Linked DNA regions of Homo sapiens: region 1 is linked to region 2. Evidence: chromatin contacts called from ENCODE Hi-C or POLR2A ChIA-PET data. All regions are on one chromosome and are shown on one strand. The core of a region is the stretch at or near the end of the contact, and the rest is flanking DNA. Distances in the headings are between cores, read along the strand shown.

Evidence for each region. Hi-C counts contacts between places; a loop is a spot of excess contacts on that map. ChIA-PET counts read pairs that join two places held with the same protein, here RNA polymerase II (POLR2A). Pooled maps may share reads with other maps.
Region 1: a loop to region 2 is called in a map of naive thymus-derived CD4-positive, alpha-beta T cell, with 27 times the contacts of the local background. The contact joins the promoter of RDH13 here to the promoter of HSPBP1 in region 2. A Hi-C loop is called at or near these places in 1 of 168 maps with a recorded cell type or tissue (naive thymus-derived CD4-positive, alpha-beta T cell), 2 of 37 single-sample maps with no recorded cell type and 8 of 50 pooled maps. POLR2A ChIA-PET finds 5 or more read pairs at or near these places in 2 of 52 experiments (HEK293 and WTC11).

Annotation. Positions count from the first base shown.
Region 1 is chr19:55,061,735-55,069,030 of GRCh38, reverse strand. It overlaps RDH13 (retinol dehydrogenase 13), which reads left to right and starts at 5,883. Exons shown (of 7, transcript NM_001145971.2): 1 at 5,883-6,063. The coding sequence starts at 5,999. RefSeq lists a silencer at 2,673-2,873 and an enhancer at 6,573-7,296.
Region 2 is chr19:55,275,338-55,282,472 of GRCh38, reverse strand. HSPBP1 (HSPA (Hsp70) binding protein 1) reads left to right here and starts at 2,363. Exons shown (of 8, transcript NM_012267.5): 1 at 2,363-2,438; 2 at 2,771-3,074; 3 at 4,627-4,831. The coding sequence starts at 2,865. RefSeq lists a silencer at 2,001-2,230 and enhancers at 2,351-2,490, 4,272-4,772, 6,124-6,233.

The sequences.
Region 1 (7,296 bases), core at 4,634-7,133, 220 kb after region 2:
GGGTTGGAGCCGGTGACTTCACTCTCAGCTCCCTGAACATCAGGGCCTGCCTTTCTTCCCTCCCTTCCCCTCCCCTCCCCTCCCCTTCCTTCCTTCCTTCCTTCCTTCCTTCCTTCCTTCCTTCCTTCCTTCCCTTCCTTTCCCTTCCCTCCCTCCCTTTATTCTTTTCTTTTTTTCTTTTCTTTTCTTTCTTTCTTGACAGAGTCTTGCTCTGTCGCCCAGGCTGGAGTGCAGTGGCGCGATCTCGGCTCACTGCAAGCTCCGCCTCCCGGGTTCACGCCATTCTCCTGCCTCAGCCTCCCGAGTAGCTGGGACTACAGGCACCCGCCACCGTGCCTGGCTAATTTTTTTGTATTTTTAATAGAGACGGGGTTTCACTGTGTTAGCCAGGATGGTCTCGATCTCCTGACCTCGTGATCTGCATGCCTCGGCCTCCCAAAGTGCTGGGATTACAGGCCTGAGCCACAGTGCCCGGCCTCCTCTTTCTTTTTTTGAGACAGAATCTCACTCTGTCACCCAGGCTGGAGTGCAGAGGTGTGGTCTCGGCTCACTGCAACTTCCGCCTCCCAGGCTCAAGCGATTCTCCTGCCTCAGCCTTCCGAGTAGCTGGGACTACAGGCGCGTGCCACCATGCCCAGCTAATTTTTTGGTACTTGTAGTAGAGACAGGGTTTCACCATGTTGGCCAGGCTGGTTTCAAACCCCTAATCTCCAGTGATCTGCCTGCCTTGGCCTCTCAAAGTGCTGGGATTAAAGGCGTGAGCTACCGTGCCAGGCCGTGGAGTAGCTAAACTTATCTTACACTGCTGAGGTCTCTCAAGATGTGTGTAGGGAGAGAGAGTTGGGGGGAGAGAGAGAGACAAAGGAAAAGAGGAAGAGAGAGACAGGGAGAAAGAGAGGAAGAAAGAGAAAGAGAGAAACAGGAAGAGTGAGAGGAGAAAGAGAGGAAGGGGGAGAGAAAGAGAGATGGGGGAGAAAGAGAGAGAGAGAAGGAGACACAGGAGGGGGAGAGAAAGAGGGAGAGAGCAATGAGAGAGATATGAGACAGAGAAGAGAGAGAGAGGAGACACGGAGGAGGGGGACAGAAAGAGGGAGACAGAGAGATGAGAGAGAGAAAAGACACAGATGAGGGGGAGAGAAAGAGGGAGAGAGAGATGAGAGAGAGATTGATAGCACCCAGCTAATCAATCAGTGGCTTTAGTGCCATGAGCTGGAAGGGAGGAATGGATACTGGGGAACAGTTGGTTGACTTTCCCTGGTGGGACAGCCCCTCTTTCTAGAACTACCTTTCCTATGTCCCCTGTGCTTCTCTCCAGTCCATACTCTACATCTCAGCCAGAAAAGAAGAAATTCTAAAACATGTATCTGCCCGTGACATGACCCTCCTTGGCTCAACACTCTTCAGCGGTACCCAGCGCCCTCTGAGTCAACGCCAAGCTTCCTACCATGGCATTGGAGCCGCGCTCTGGGTCCTTTTACTGATGGCTCCCGCCTCAGCCCTTCCACCCCCTCCCATACCCTGCATGCCAGCCCAGGCAGCCCTCCCTCCTCCCACAATATCTCTCATATGCATTCCTGTCCCATGCCTTCTGCTTAAGCTGTTCCCACAGCCCGGAGTCTCCTCCCTGGCTGAGGGAAATCTTGCCGGCTCACATGGCCGTGATCCCCATCATTTCCTGCAGAAAGCTTGCCCAGCTCTCCGACACGGGGACCTTCTGCCCCTCCTGAGCCCTGAGTCCCCTCCATCTTAACTGGGAGGTCACCTGTTTGCGTGGTGTCTGCTCAGCTTGCAGGCAAGGCCACCAACACCCTCCTTTCCTGTCTTTCCTTCCTACCATCCTCTCCTGTCCACCCTCTGCCTCTCCCTCCCTTCTTCTCTTCTTTCCTTCTAGTTACTGAGCCATGCATGTGTTGCATGCAGCAAGGATGAATAAAATAAAATAAACCTACAGCAATCATTCCAGTTACTATGGCCATATAACAAATTATTCTAAAACTCAGTGGCTTCAGACAAGGATCATATCTATTTTACTCAAAAACCTACCATCTGCACAGGCCTTGGTGGAGGCAGCTTATCTGTGTGCCCTTTGGTGATGGCTGGGGCTGTCAAGAAGCTGGGGCAGTGCTTGGGCTGCAAAGACTCAAATGGCTGGAGTCTGGGACCACTGGAGCTCCTTGCCCCCCTTTGCTTATCTCTACACAGCCACAGGGTCGCTAAACTTACCTTACACTGCTGAGGCCTCTTAAGATGTGTGTAGGGAAAGAGAGTTGGGGGGAGAGGGAGAGAGAGAACAGAGAGAGAGAGACACACACAAGAAGAGAGAGAGGAAGAAAGAAGGAGAGAGAGGAAGAGGAAGGGAGAGGAAGAGAGAGAGAAAGAGAAAGAGGGAGAGAGAGAGGAGAGAAAGAGACAAGAAGAGAGGAAGAAAAAAGAGGAAGAGAGGGATAGAGGAAGACAGAAGGAGGGAGAGGGAGAGAGGAAGAGAGAGGAAAGAGAAAGGAAGGGAAAGAGAGATGTGAGAGAGAGGGAGAGAGAGAGAGAAAAGAGGACAGAGGAAGAGAGAGAGGAAGAGAGAGGGAGAGAGAGGGAGAGAAGACAGAGAGGGAGAGAGGAAGAGAAAAGGAGACAGAGAGAGGAGAGATAGAGAAGAACGAGAAAGGAGAGACAGAATGTGAATGAGAATTGGGTGCCATAAACCCTCTGATGGGGAAAGCAAAGGGCATTGTGGGAGAATCCTCTCAGCACCTGGGACAGCACCCAGTGCTGATCAGGAACATGTTAACAACCAGGAAAATGGTAAAGGCGTGGACAGCCCACCTGGAGTCCAAACAGATGTTCTAACTCCCTTGGGTGTGTCTGGGAATCAGGTAGGAGATCCTCAGAGGAGGAATATGCATGCATTGTTCTCTTTATAATAACCATATTAACAGCCAGCAATGTTCTGGCACTTACTATGGATTAAGTCCTTGTTATGAATGACTTCATGCCATCCTTCCAAATTCAATGACAGGTAGCTGGGCGCAGTGGCTCACGCTTTGTAATCCCAGCACTTTGGGAGGCTGAGGCAGGTGGATCACCTGAAGCCTGGAGTTCAAAACCAGCCTGGCCAACATGGTGAAACCCCGTCTCTACTAAAAATACAAAAATCAGCCAGGTGTGGCGGCGAGCGCCTGTAATCCCAGCTACTCATGAGGCTGAGGCAGGAGAATCGCTTGAACCCAGGAGGCAGAGGTTGCAGTGAGCTGAGATTGCATCACTGCGCTCCAGCCTGGGCATCGGAGAGAGACTCTCAAACAGGAGCTGGCGAACTGTGGCGCACTGCTTATTTTTATAAATAAAGTTTTATGGGAACACAGCTGTGCTCACTTGTTTTCACATCATCTGTGGCTGCTTCCCAGCTCCTCTGGCAGAGGAGGTGCAACAGCCACTGTGTGGATCACAAAGCTGAAATTATTTACTATCTGGCTGTTTGTAGAAAAAGTTTGCTGATCTCTGTCCTGGAAGTCAATGATATTAGGATTTCAGTTTACAGAAAAGGAGAAAAAGACAGGGAAAAACAGTGTTGTTTTTTTTTCAAGGTTGAGAAAATGAACATCTGAACCAATTGCCCATGTTATTAAATGTAAACATTTATTATTATTATTTTTGAGATGGGGTCTTGCTCTGTCACCCAGCCTGGGGTGCAGTGGCACAATCACAGCTCATCATAGCCTTGACCTCCTGGGCTCAAGCAGACCTCCCACCTCAGCCTCCCAAGTAGCTGAGGGTGCAGATGCGTGCCACCAAACCTGCTAATTTTTGTATTTTTTGTAGAGATAAGGTTTTGCCGTGTTGTCCAGGCCGCTCTCAAACTCCTGGGCTCATACTATTCTCCACTTTGGCCTCCCAAAGTGCTGGGATTACAGGCATGAGCCACCATGCCCAGTCTAAAATTTTTCTTTATTTTTAGTTTGGTAAACTATGCATAAAGTAAAATGTACCATCTTAACCATTTTAAGTGTACAATTCAGTGATGTTAAGTATATTCACATTGTTGTGCAACCATCACCACCGTCCACCTTCAGGTCTTTTTTTTATTTTGCAAAACAAACTCTGTATCTATTAAAAAACAGCTTCCCGGCCGGGTGCGGTGGCTCATGCCTGTAATCCCAGCACTTTGGGTGGCCGAGGCAGGTGGATCACCTGAGGTCAGGAGTTTGAGACCAACCTGGCCAACATGGTGAAACCCCGTCTCTACTAAAAATACAAAAATTAGCCGGGTGTGGTGACACGTGCCTGTAGCCCCAGCTACTCGGGAGGCTGAGGCAGGAGAATCGCTTGAACCTAGGAGGCAGAGGTTGCAGTGAGCTGAGATCGCCCACTGCTCTCCAGCCTGGGTGACACAGTGAGACTGTCTCTCAAAAAACAAAACAAAACAAACAAACAAACAAAAACAAATCCTGTGACTTCCCAATCTCATCTCCAGCCCCCTGCAGCCACCACTCTGTTTTCTGTCTCTATGAATTTGACTCCTCCAAGTGCCTCTTATACAGCATTTGGCATTGTGTAACTGGTTTAATACGTTTGAGATGGTGAGAGCTTAAGGTCTACAGGCCTAAGGTTTTTTTTTTTTTGACAGAATTTCACTCTGTCGCCAGGCTGGAATGCAGTAGGGCAATCTCGGCTCACTGCAACCTCCACCTCCCGAGTTCAAGTGATGCTCCTGCTTCGGCCTCCTGAGTAGCTGGGACTACAGGTGAGTGCCACCACATCCAGCTAATTTTTGTATTTTTAGTAGAGACAGGGTTTCACCATGTTGGCCAGGCTGGTATCAATCTCCTGACCTCGTGATCCATCTGTCTCGGCCTCCCAAAGTGCTGGGATTACAGGCGTGAGCCACCGTGCCCGGCCATTGACTAAGGTCTTAAAATAGCTCTTCCTGCCTGTATAATCTCCATTATGGCAGGGCTCATATAAGAAGATGACAGTTCATCTGATGAGGAAGAAAACTTACTCCTAGTTAGATTGGGTTGAATTCTTCCCTGTTTCCAGCGGTGTCTGCTCCTGGCACCTCAGGCACAGTCAGGGGTAGGAGGTGGTGATCAGATACACTCGCTGTGAGCAGTGCAAGGGGAAGCAGGTGCCCAGAGGTGCATCCCGGTTTGGTGGGGGTGACAAACATGGACAGGTAAGTGCAGGAGTGTGTGCAATACTCAATCTAAGAAAGGTAGTTCAGGCAGAGTTCAGGGAAGATATCTCTGTGCAGGGCCAGACATGGGGATGAGATTCTGATAATTTGGGAATGAATCAGGCCCCCAGCCCCTCCTCCCTCAGACTCAGCAGTCCAGGCACCCGGCCCTCCTCCCTCGGACCCAGAAGTCCATGCTCCCAGCCCCTCCTCCCTTGGACCCAGGAGTCCAGGCCCCCAGCCCCTCCTCCCTCAGACCCAGGAGTCCAGGCCCCCAGCCGCCTTCTCCTGCAGGACCCCAGGAGCTTGGGTACCCACAGGCTACTAGATCCTTGTTTCTGTGCATGGAAATTCTCAAATTATCTCCAAAAGTCTATGAAGAAGGTAAACACACATTTCCAGATGAGGGAATAGGCTGATATAGTTGAAAGACACACAGAGGGTCACAGTCTGGAATTGACAGTGGTGGGATTCGAACCTATTTCACTCCAGAACTGCGTAGCGCCTTATACGCTGCGGCAAGTGTGACGTCATTCGAACAAACCATAGGCCCCGCCCCCGGACTAGCCACGCCCACAGGCTCCTGAAACCACCAATCCCAGCTGTGACAGCGCTCAGGACCGATGCTCATAGGTCCCGTCCCTAGGATCCCCGCCCCCTCCGCCCGCGCCCCGCCCCTCGCAGCCCAGTTCCGGACGCGGGCCCAGCCGCGCCTGCGCCTCCGCTCGCCTGTGGCTGCGTCGCGCGCTCTTCCTCGGAGCTACCCAGGCGGCTGGTGTGCAGCAAGCTCCGCGCCGACCCCTGACGCCTGACGCCTGTCCCCGGCCCGGCATGAGCCGCTACCTGCTGCCGCTGTCGGCGCTGGGCACGGTAGCAGGCGCCGCCGTGCTGCTCAAGTGAGTACATTCTAGCCCCGCGTGCGCGGTCAAGGCGGGCCCCCAGCGCAGGGGCCGGGAAGGCGGCGGAGACCCCCGCCCCTCGCACCCGGGTCCAGGCCCCGTAGCTCCCGACCCGCAGTGCCCGCCCGGAGTGGGGCAAACCTGCGCTCTGGCCGGCCAGGTCACCGGCCCAAGGTCACTCGGAGGGAAGGGCGAGCCTGGGCCCTTGTAAATGTTGCTTTCCTTCCAGACTTTTAAACTCTTTATTTTGTTGTTTTGTATTATTTATTTGTTCGTTTATTTTTAAAGGCAGAATCTGGCTCTGTCGCCCAGGCTGGAGTGCAGTGGCGCGATCTTGGCTCACTGCAGCCTTGACCTCCTGGGCTCAGGTGATCCTCCCACCTTGGCGTCCCCAGGAGCTGAGATCACACGTGCGCCACCACGCCCGGCTAATTTTTGTATTTTTCGCAGAGACGGGGTTTTGCCATGTTGGCCAGGCTGGTCTCAAACACCTGCCCTCAGGTGATCCGCCTGCCTCGGCCTCCAAAGTGCTGGGATTACAGACGTGAGCCACCTCGCCCAGCCTACTTAATTTAAACTTTCTTAAAAATTAGCCTCTGTGGCTGGTGGCCACTGTATTGCATGGTGCCCTTCTCTCCTGTGGGTGCAGTGCTGTTTACCTGCTCAGCCTCCTGTTGCTGGACACTATCTTGTTGCCAGCGTTAGCCTCTGTGGGACATGGGTGTGGTGGGCAGAGTCGTGACTCCGTAGAGGGGTCCACGTCCTAATCCTCGGAAGGTGTGACGACATTACCTCACGTGTCAGAGGTTCTCGCTGATGTGTTAAGTGAAGCATCTTTTTTTTTTTTGAGACAGAGTTTCGCTGTTGTTGCCCAGGCTGGAGTGCAATGGCACGACCTCGGCTCACCACAACCTCCACCTCCCGGGTTCAAGCGATTGTCCGGCCTCAGCCTCCTGAGTAGCTGGGATTACAGGCATGTGCCACCACGCCTGTCTAATTTTGTATTTTTAGTAGAGACGAGGTTTCTCCATGTTGGTCAGGCTGGTCTTGAGCTCCCGACCAAAGGGGATCTGGCCACCTTGGCCTCCCAAAGTGCTGGGGTTACAGGCGTGAGCCACCGTGCCCGGCCAAGTGAAGGATCTTATGATTATCATGTAGTCTTTTTTTTTTTTTGGAGACAGGGTCTCTCTGTCACCCAGGCTGGAGTGCAGTCATGCTGTCACAGCTCAC
Region 2 (7,135 bases), core at 1,114-3,613:
GGGCCTGTTGAGCAGGGTACAATTTTAGGCGTCCGGCTTTTTTTGTATTTTTAGTAGAGATGGAGTTTCACCCTGTTAGCCAGGCTGGTTCTGTAGCCTTTTTTTTTTTTTTTTTTTTTTTTTTTTTTTTTTTTTGAGACGGAATCTTGCTCTGTCTCCCAGGCTGGAGTGCAGTGGCACAATCTCAGCTCACTACAACCTCCACATCCTGGGTTCAAGCGATTCTCCTGCCTCAGCCTCCCGAGTAGCTGGGATTATAGGCACCCGCCACCATGCCTGGCTAATTTTTGTATTTTTAGTAGAGATGGGGTTTCACCATGTTGGTCAGGCTGGTCTCAAACTCCTGACCTTGTGATTTGCCCACCTCAGCTTCCCAAAGTGCTGGGATTACAGGCGTGAGCTACCACACCTGGCCTGGTTCTGTAACTATTGAGTCCCTTTTTGCTCTCAAATGTCTTGCTATAGATGAAAAATTATATGATCACCCTCTTTTTTTTGTTTTGTTTTGTTTTTTGAGACAGGGTCTTCCCCCTGTTGCCTAGGCTGGGGTGCAGTAGGGCAGTCATAGTTCCCTGCAGCCTCGACCTCCTGGGCTCAAGTGATCCTCCTGCCTCAGCCTCCTGCCTAGCTGTGATATAAGCAGATGCCATCACACATGGCTAATTCTTGTATTTTTTTGTAGGGCTGGGGACACACTATGTTGCCCAGGCTGGTCTCGAGCTCTTGGGTTCAAGTGATCCTCCCACCTTGGCCTCCCAAAGTACTGAGATTATAGACCTGAGCCACTGCCCCCGGCCATGTATTATAAACTGATAGACTTGTACATAGATGTCCGTGTCCTAATTCCCAGGATCTGTGCATAAGTTACCTTGCATGGCTGAAGGGACTTTGCCCATGTGACTGAGATAGGGAGATTATCCCAGTTATTTGGGTGAGCTCGATGGAATCACAAGAGTATTTGTGAGAAGGAGGCAGGAGGAGCAGTCAGTGATGGAGATGGGAAGGTGGAAGCAGAACTTGGGGTGATGGGGCCACCTGTCAAAGAAAGAGTGTGGCCTCTAGAAGCTGGAAAAGGCAAGAAAAACATTCTCCCCGAGAGCCTCCAGAAGTGATGCAATCCTGCTGACAGTTTGATTTCAGCCCCGTGAAACCCATTTTGGATTTCTGCCCTCCATAACTGCAAGATAATAAATGTGTGCTGTTTTAAGCCACCACATTCTTAGTAATTTGTTAACAGCAGCAATAGGAAACTAATATAATAGCACATCCACAGGCCCAGATGCATCTCACAGCACAGTGCTAGAAACACCACACACACACACACACACACACACACACACACATACACACACAACCTATCTGTTTGGTCTTCCTGTTTCTGCCCAAAATATCCCCCTGCACAACCACGCCCAGCAGGTGATTGATACGTTTGTGACTGTGTGCCCGTTTTGCGTTGAGCACAACCTTTTCCTGGAGGAAAACGCCTCCTATCCAGGATCAACACGGGAGTTTCTTTAAGCCCAGCCCAGGGCCAACACCTCTGCAGATCGGCCCGCACCAGCACGTGCCCAGGCCTAAACCCCACTTCTGGAGCACAGAGGCCTCGGGCCTCCCCACCAAGCTGGCTCCTCTGGCGCTCTGAATCTTGCTGGGCTCTGGGGCACTTTGCTTTCCGGCTCTAGGCCTCAAGAATCCTCTCCTCTCCACCTGGCAGGACATGGGGAAGAGTCCATGAGGGAGAGGCTGGGTGATGAGAGGGATCCACGCCGCAGCTCCACTTGACAGATGGAGAAACTGAGGCCGAGAGAGGGGTTGCGGGGGGCATAAGGCTCACAGGCCAGCCATTACGGTTGCGACCCCAGGGCTCCTGTAGATGGGGTTGGTGGCCCCGGTGGAGGCGAAAGTCAGATTAGTTGGGGCGAGGTCCCAAACCTTCTAAGGATGACTGACAGCAATGAGTGGGAGGGGCCTGTAAAGGGGCCGGGGCCCAACTGGGAGAGTCTGAAAGGCCTAGAGCAGGGGCGGGAATCGTAGGGTGGGCGGGGTCAGACCTGGGGGCGGGGCACACGTTAGAAGAGGGGTGGAGCTTGCAAAAGTATCGGGGGCGGGACTCGCTGAGGTGCGAAAACTGGGCCAGGGGCAGGGCTTTGACCAGCTACTTGAGCGTGAAGGGGCGGCGCCCGCACGAAGGGGCGTCCCAGCTTGGAGGCGGGGCCCGGATGGGAGGGGCGGGGCCGAGTGCAGTATCCCGCCAGGTGAGAAGGGGATAAGAGTCGGGCAAGCAGCTTCAGCCGCAACCACGGCACGAAGTTGGGTGGGTACGCCTGGCACTTCCGGGTGAAACCGTGCGTATTTCCGGTTAAGATGGCGGCGCCCAGCAGAGTCAGGTGCGGACGACTTTGTCTGTAGGAGCAGCGGCGGCTTGAGGACCCGGGGAGGTGAGATCCGCCTTATTCCGGCGCCCCTCTTCGGAGAGGAGGGAGAAGACTTGTTGCTAAGGAGACCAAAGGGCGGGCTTGTTGCTACGGAGGCGGAGCAGTGAGGTTGCTAAGAGACGGGACGCACGCAGTGGAGATGGGGAAGGGGGGTTGTTGCCAGGGAGAGTGGGTGGGGCCTGTTGCTAGGGAGAAAGGAGAGGCTTATGACTTTGGGGAAGGGTCCTGTGGGTATGAAGGAAGGAAAAGGGGCTGTGGTTAAGTGGGCTGGGGGCAGAGTGGTTTGGGGTCATGGGGGGTCGCCGAGCTCCCCTGAAACGCCGCCTTCTCAGCAGACCCTCAAGAATCGACCCATCAGGACGCCAGAGCTGCTTCAGCGGTGACCACCTTCTCCCTCTAACACATTCTTCCCTTCTTCACAAACGGCCCATGTCAGACGAAGGCTCAAGGGGGAGCCGCCTGCCCCTGGCGCTGCCCCCGGCCTCCCAGGGTTGCTCTTCAGGGGGCGGCGGCGGCGGCTCCTCGGCTGGGGGCTCGGGCAATTCCCGGCCCCCACGCAACCTCCAAGGCTTGCTGCAGATGGCCATCACCGCGGGCTCTGAAGAGCCAGACCCTCCTCCAGAACCGATGAGTGAGGAGGTAAAGGATGGGGACCCAAGAAGCTGGGGTGAGGGGCCTGGGGACAGATAGAGTTGCCTTGGGAAGTGTGACTTGGGGAGCCACAAGAAGACTAGGGTCTTCTTGGGTGGGAGGCAGAAAACCAGGTGTGGAGGCATTGTGGGCTATAAATTGTGCTAGATGGGGTTATCGTTGACTGAAGGTCAGATCTCAAGAGAGTCTGAGGGGACATATCCTCTCCAGAGCCAGACTAACCTGGATTCAGCATTTCCAGCTGTGTGACCTTGGGTATATTACTTCATCTTTCTGAATCTCAAGTTCTTCATTTACAAATTGATAATAATAATAACTACCGTATAGGGTAGTTCTGAGGTTCTACTTTAAGTAGGGCTGCACACAGTGCCCAGCATACAGACAGTGCTTCTGAAGGCAGCAGTGTGTTTTCATGAAGAGCACAGGCTCTGTAGTCAGACTGCTGTTTTTTTTTTTTTTTTTTGGTGGGGGCAGGGTTGGGGGTGGAGGACACAGTCTCGGCTGGAGTGCAGAGGCGCAGTCTTGGCTCACTGCAACCTCTGACTTCCCGGTTCAAGCAATTCTCATGCCTCAGCGTCCCCAGTAGCTGGGATTAGAGGCATGGGCCACCATGCCTGGCTAATTTTCGTATTTTTAGTAGAGAAGGGGTTTCACTACATTGGCCAGGCTGGTCTCGAACTCCTGGCGTCAAGTGATCCACCTGCCTCGGCCTCCCAAAGTGCTGAGATTACAGATGTGAGCCAGCACGCCCAGCCTAGACTGCTTGGGTTTGATTTCAGGCTTTGCCAATTGCTGACTGTGTGACCTTGGGTAAGTCTCAACCTTTCTGTGACTCAACTTTCTCATCTGCGAAGTGGGGATAACAATGATATATACCTCATAGAGTTGTTTTGCAGATTCATAGCGATAGCTATTATATATAATGTTTAATCGACAATTACTGTATACAGAGCATTATGCTAACCCACTTACATATATGATATCATTGAACCTTTACAACAGTGAGGCATGAAACAGGCACAGAAACATTAAATAGCTCACTCAAATTTACTTAGAACTGTGACTAAGGAGACCTCTGCTCCCCTCCCTCACCCCCAAAAATTCCAGCAGTCACGTATTAGCTCTCATCTCCTTTTTCTTTGAGATAGTCTCACTGTGTTGCCCAGGCTGGAGTGCAGTGGCCTGATCTTGGCTCACTGCAACCTCTGTCTCTCAGGTTCAAGCGATTCCCTTTGCTGCAGCCTCCCGAGTAGCTGGGATTACAGGCTCACGCCACCAGGCCTGGCTAATTTTTGTATTTTTAGTAGAGACGGGGTTTCACCATGTTGCCCAGGCTGGTCTCAAACTCCTGAGCTCAGGCAGTCTACCCACCTCGGCCTCCCAAAGTGCTGGGATTACAGGGATGAGCCACAGCTCCCAGCCGATATTTGTTGACTGAAGGAACATCAGCCCTCAGTTGTTGGCTGTCTTTATTAATGGCTGTTCCTTTGTAATGAATGACTGATGGATCTCCTTCTTTCCTCCTCGCCTTGGTCTCCAGAGGCGTCAGTGGCTGCAGGAGGCCATGTCGGCTGCCTTCCGAGGCCAGCGGGAGGAGGTGGAGCAGATGAAGAGCTGCCTCCGAGTGCTGTCACAGCCCATGCCCCCCACTGCTGGGGAGGCCGAGCAGGCGGCCGACCAGCAAGAGCGAGAGGGGGCCCTGGAGCTGCTGGCCGACCTGTGTGAGAACATGGACAATGCCGCAGGTACCCCGCTTCCCCCGCCAGGACGTTCTGCCCCTCTGTACATGTCCTGCTGCCTCTCAGCTCTTGCCCCTACTCTTGGGGCTCACACCGTCAGCCTCCCTGCTGCCTTCTCACCATCAGCCTGTTCGCCTCCATTGCCATAAGGAGCAAGGCTCTGCCTCACCCTCATGGCAGGTGGAGTCCCCCACTTCCCTGATCAGCTCTGAGATGGCTGTTTCTCTCCTAGTCCTCTGGGTGTCCACTGCCACTCCCCAGAGTACAAGAGGGAAAGTGGCATGGGTGGGGTGGCAGAGAAGGCCTCCCCGGGGTGACGTTTGATCAGAGACCTGAAGTGAGGTGAGAGTTGTGGGATGATCTCTGGGAAAAGCATTCCAGACAGTAGGAACAGCCAGTGCAAAGGCCCTGAGGCCAGAGTGTGCCTGGTGTGTTCAGGAACAGCAGCCAGGCCCTTGAGGCAGAGTAGAGTGAGTGAGGGGCCAGGCGCAGGAAACAGCGCTGGGGTGGGCCTCGCAGATGGGGAGGTAAATGCTGTTTTACTCCAAGCAGCAGAGCTCACAGAAGGTTTGAGGAGAGCTCACTTCCATTTGGAGGGGTTGGGTGGTGTAGCAATTGAGGGTGTGGATTTGGGGTGTCACTTCCTTGGTTCATAGTTCAGGCTGTGCTGCTACATGGCAGTCTGGTTTGGGCAGGTCCTGATTACTTCCTCTTGTACGCAGGCTGGGCCGAGAGAAACCCCCAGGCCCGCACAACACCAGGCACAGAGTAAACGTAACGTGTCAGGCCTGGGAGTCAGGTGTCTTCATTTTGGACAGGGGCTGGACGGAGTTTGGGAAGCCCTCCTCTGTGAGCGCATGCAGCACCCCGAGAAGACCTGCAGTGCAGCCGCCACCCTCTAGCTTACCTTTCCCCAGTGTCTCCCCGTCTTATCCGGGCAGAGAACTCCTGCTCCAATCCGCAGGATGGCTTTTAACGACTTTGCTCTTTCATTCATTTTTTGCTTGTTCAGGAAATATCTGTTGAGCAGCTGCTGTGTGCTAAGCACTGTGCTGAGTGTCCAATCATCACAGCAGCAGCAATTTTACACCTTATTAGTAATCAAATGAGAACGAAAGCCAAAGATACCACTTCCTCCCTGGCCTCGTGCGCTCTCTGTGTATATAAATATAAATATATATGTGTATCTTCTCTGTCTTAATGAAGATGCACAGTGCTGATGAAGGTGGGCTGAGGGGAACATCCTCCCATATGACTGTTTATACCACTTACAGTCAATTCAGAATGTTGTGCAACACCACCTCTATTTCCAGAACTTTTCCATTGCCTGCAAAGGAGACCCAGCACCCATTAGGCCGGCCCTCCCCCGGTCCCCTGGCAACCACTAATCAGCGTTTTGGCTGTATGAATTTGCCTGTTCTGGACATTTCATATAGATGATTATAACGTGACCTTTTGTGTCTGGCTGATTGTGCTAAAGGCGGCGTGCCCATGTTGTGGCGTGTGTCAGAGCTTTATTCCTTTTTTTTTTTTTTTTTTTTTTGAGTCAGTCTCCCAGGCTGGAGTGCAGTGGTGCAATCTCAGCTCACTGCAACTTCCACCTGCTGGGTTTCAGTGATTCTCATACCTTAGCCTCCCAAACAGCTGGGATTACAGGTGCATGTCATCAGGCCTGGCAAATTTTTTTTTTTTTTTTTTCTGAGACAGAGTCTCACCCTGTTGCCCAGGCTAGAGTGCAATGGCGCGATCTCAGCTCACTGCAACCTGTGCCTCCCGGGTTCAAACGATTCTCCTGCCTTGCCCTTCTGAGTAGCTGGGCTTATAGGCGCCCACCACCATGCCCAGCTAATTTTTGTATTTTTAGTAGAGATGAGGTTTCACCATGTTGGCCAGGCTGGTCTTGAATTCCTGACCTCGTGATCCACCCACCTTGGCCTCCCAAAGTGTTGGGATTACAGTCATGAGCCACCGCACCTGGCCAGGCCTGGCATTTTTGTATTTTTAGTATATAACATAGCAAAAACCCTGTTTTGCTATGTTACCTGGGCTGGTCTCGAACTCCTGGCCTCAAGTGATCTGCCCACCCTGGCCTCCCAAAGTGCTGGGATTATAGGCTTGAGCCACCACGCCCAGCTGCTTCATTCCTTTTTATGGCTGAGTAATACTCCGTTGTATGGCTAGAGCAGTTTATATTTATCCCTTTATCCTTTAAGGACATTTGGGTCATTTATGAATGATGCTGCCATGAACTTGAGTATATAAGTATCTGAGTCCCTACTTCTGGTTCTTTTGGGTCTGTGCCTTGGTGCG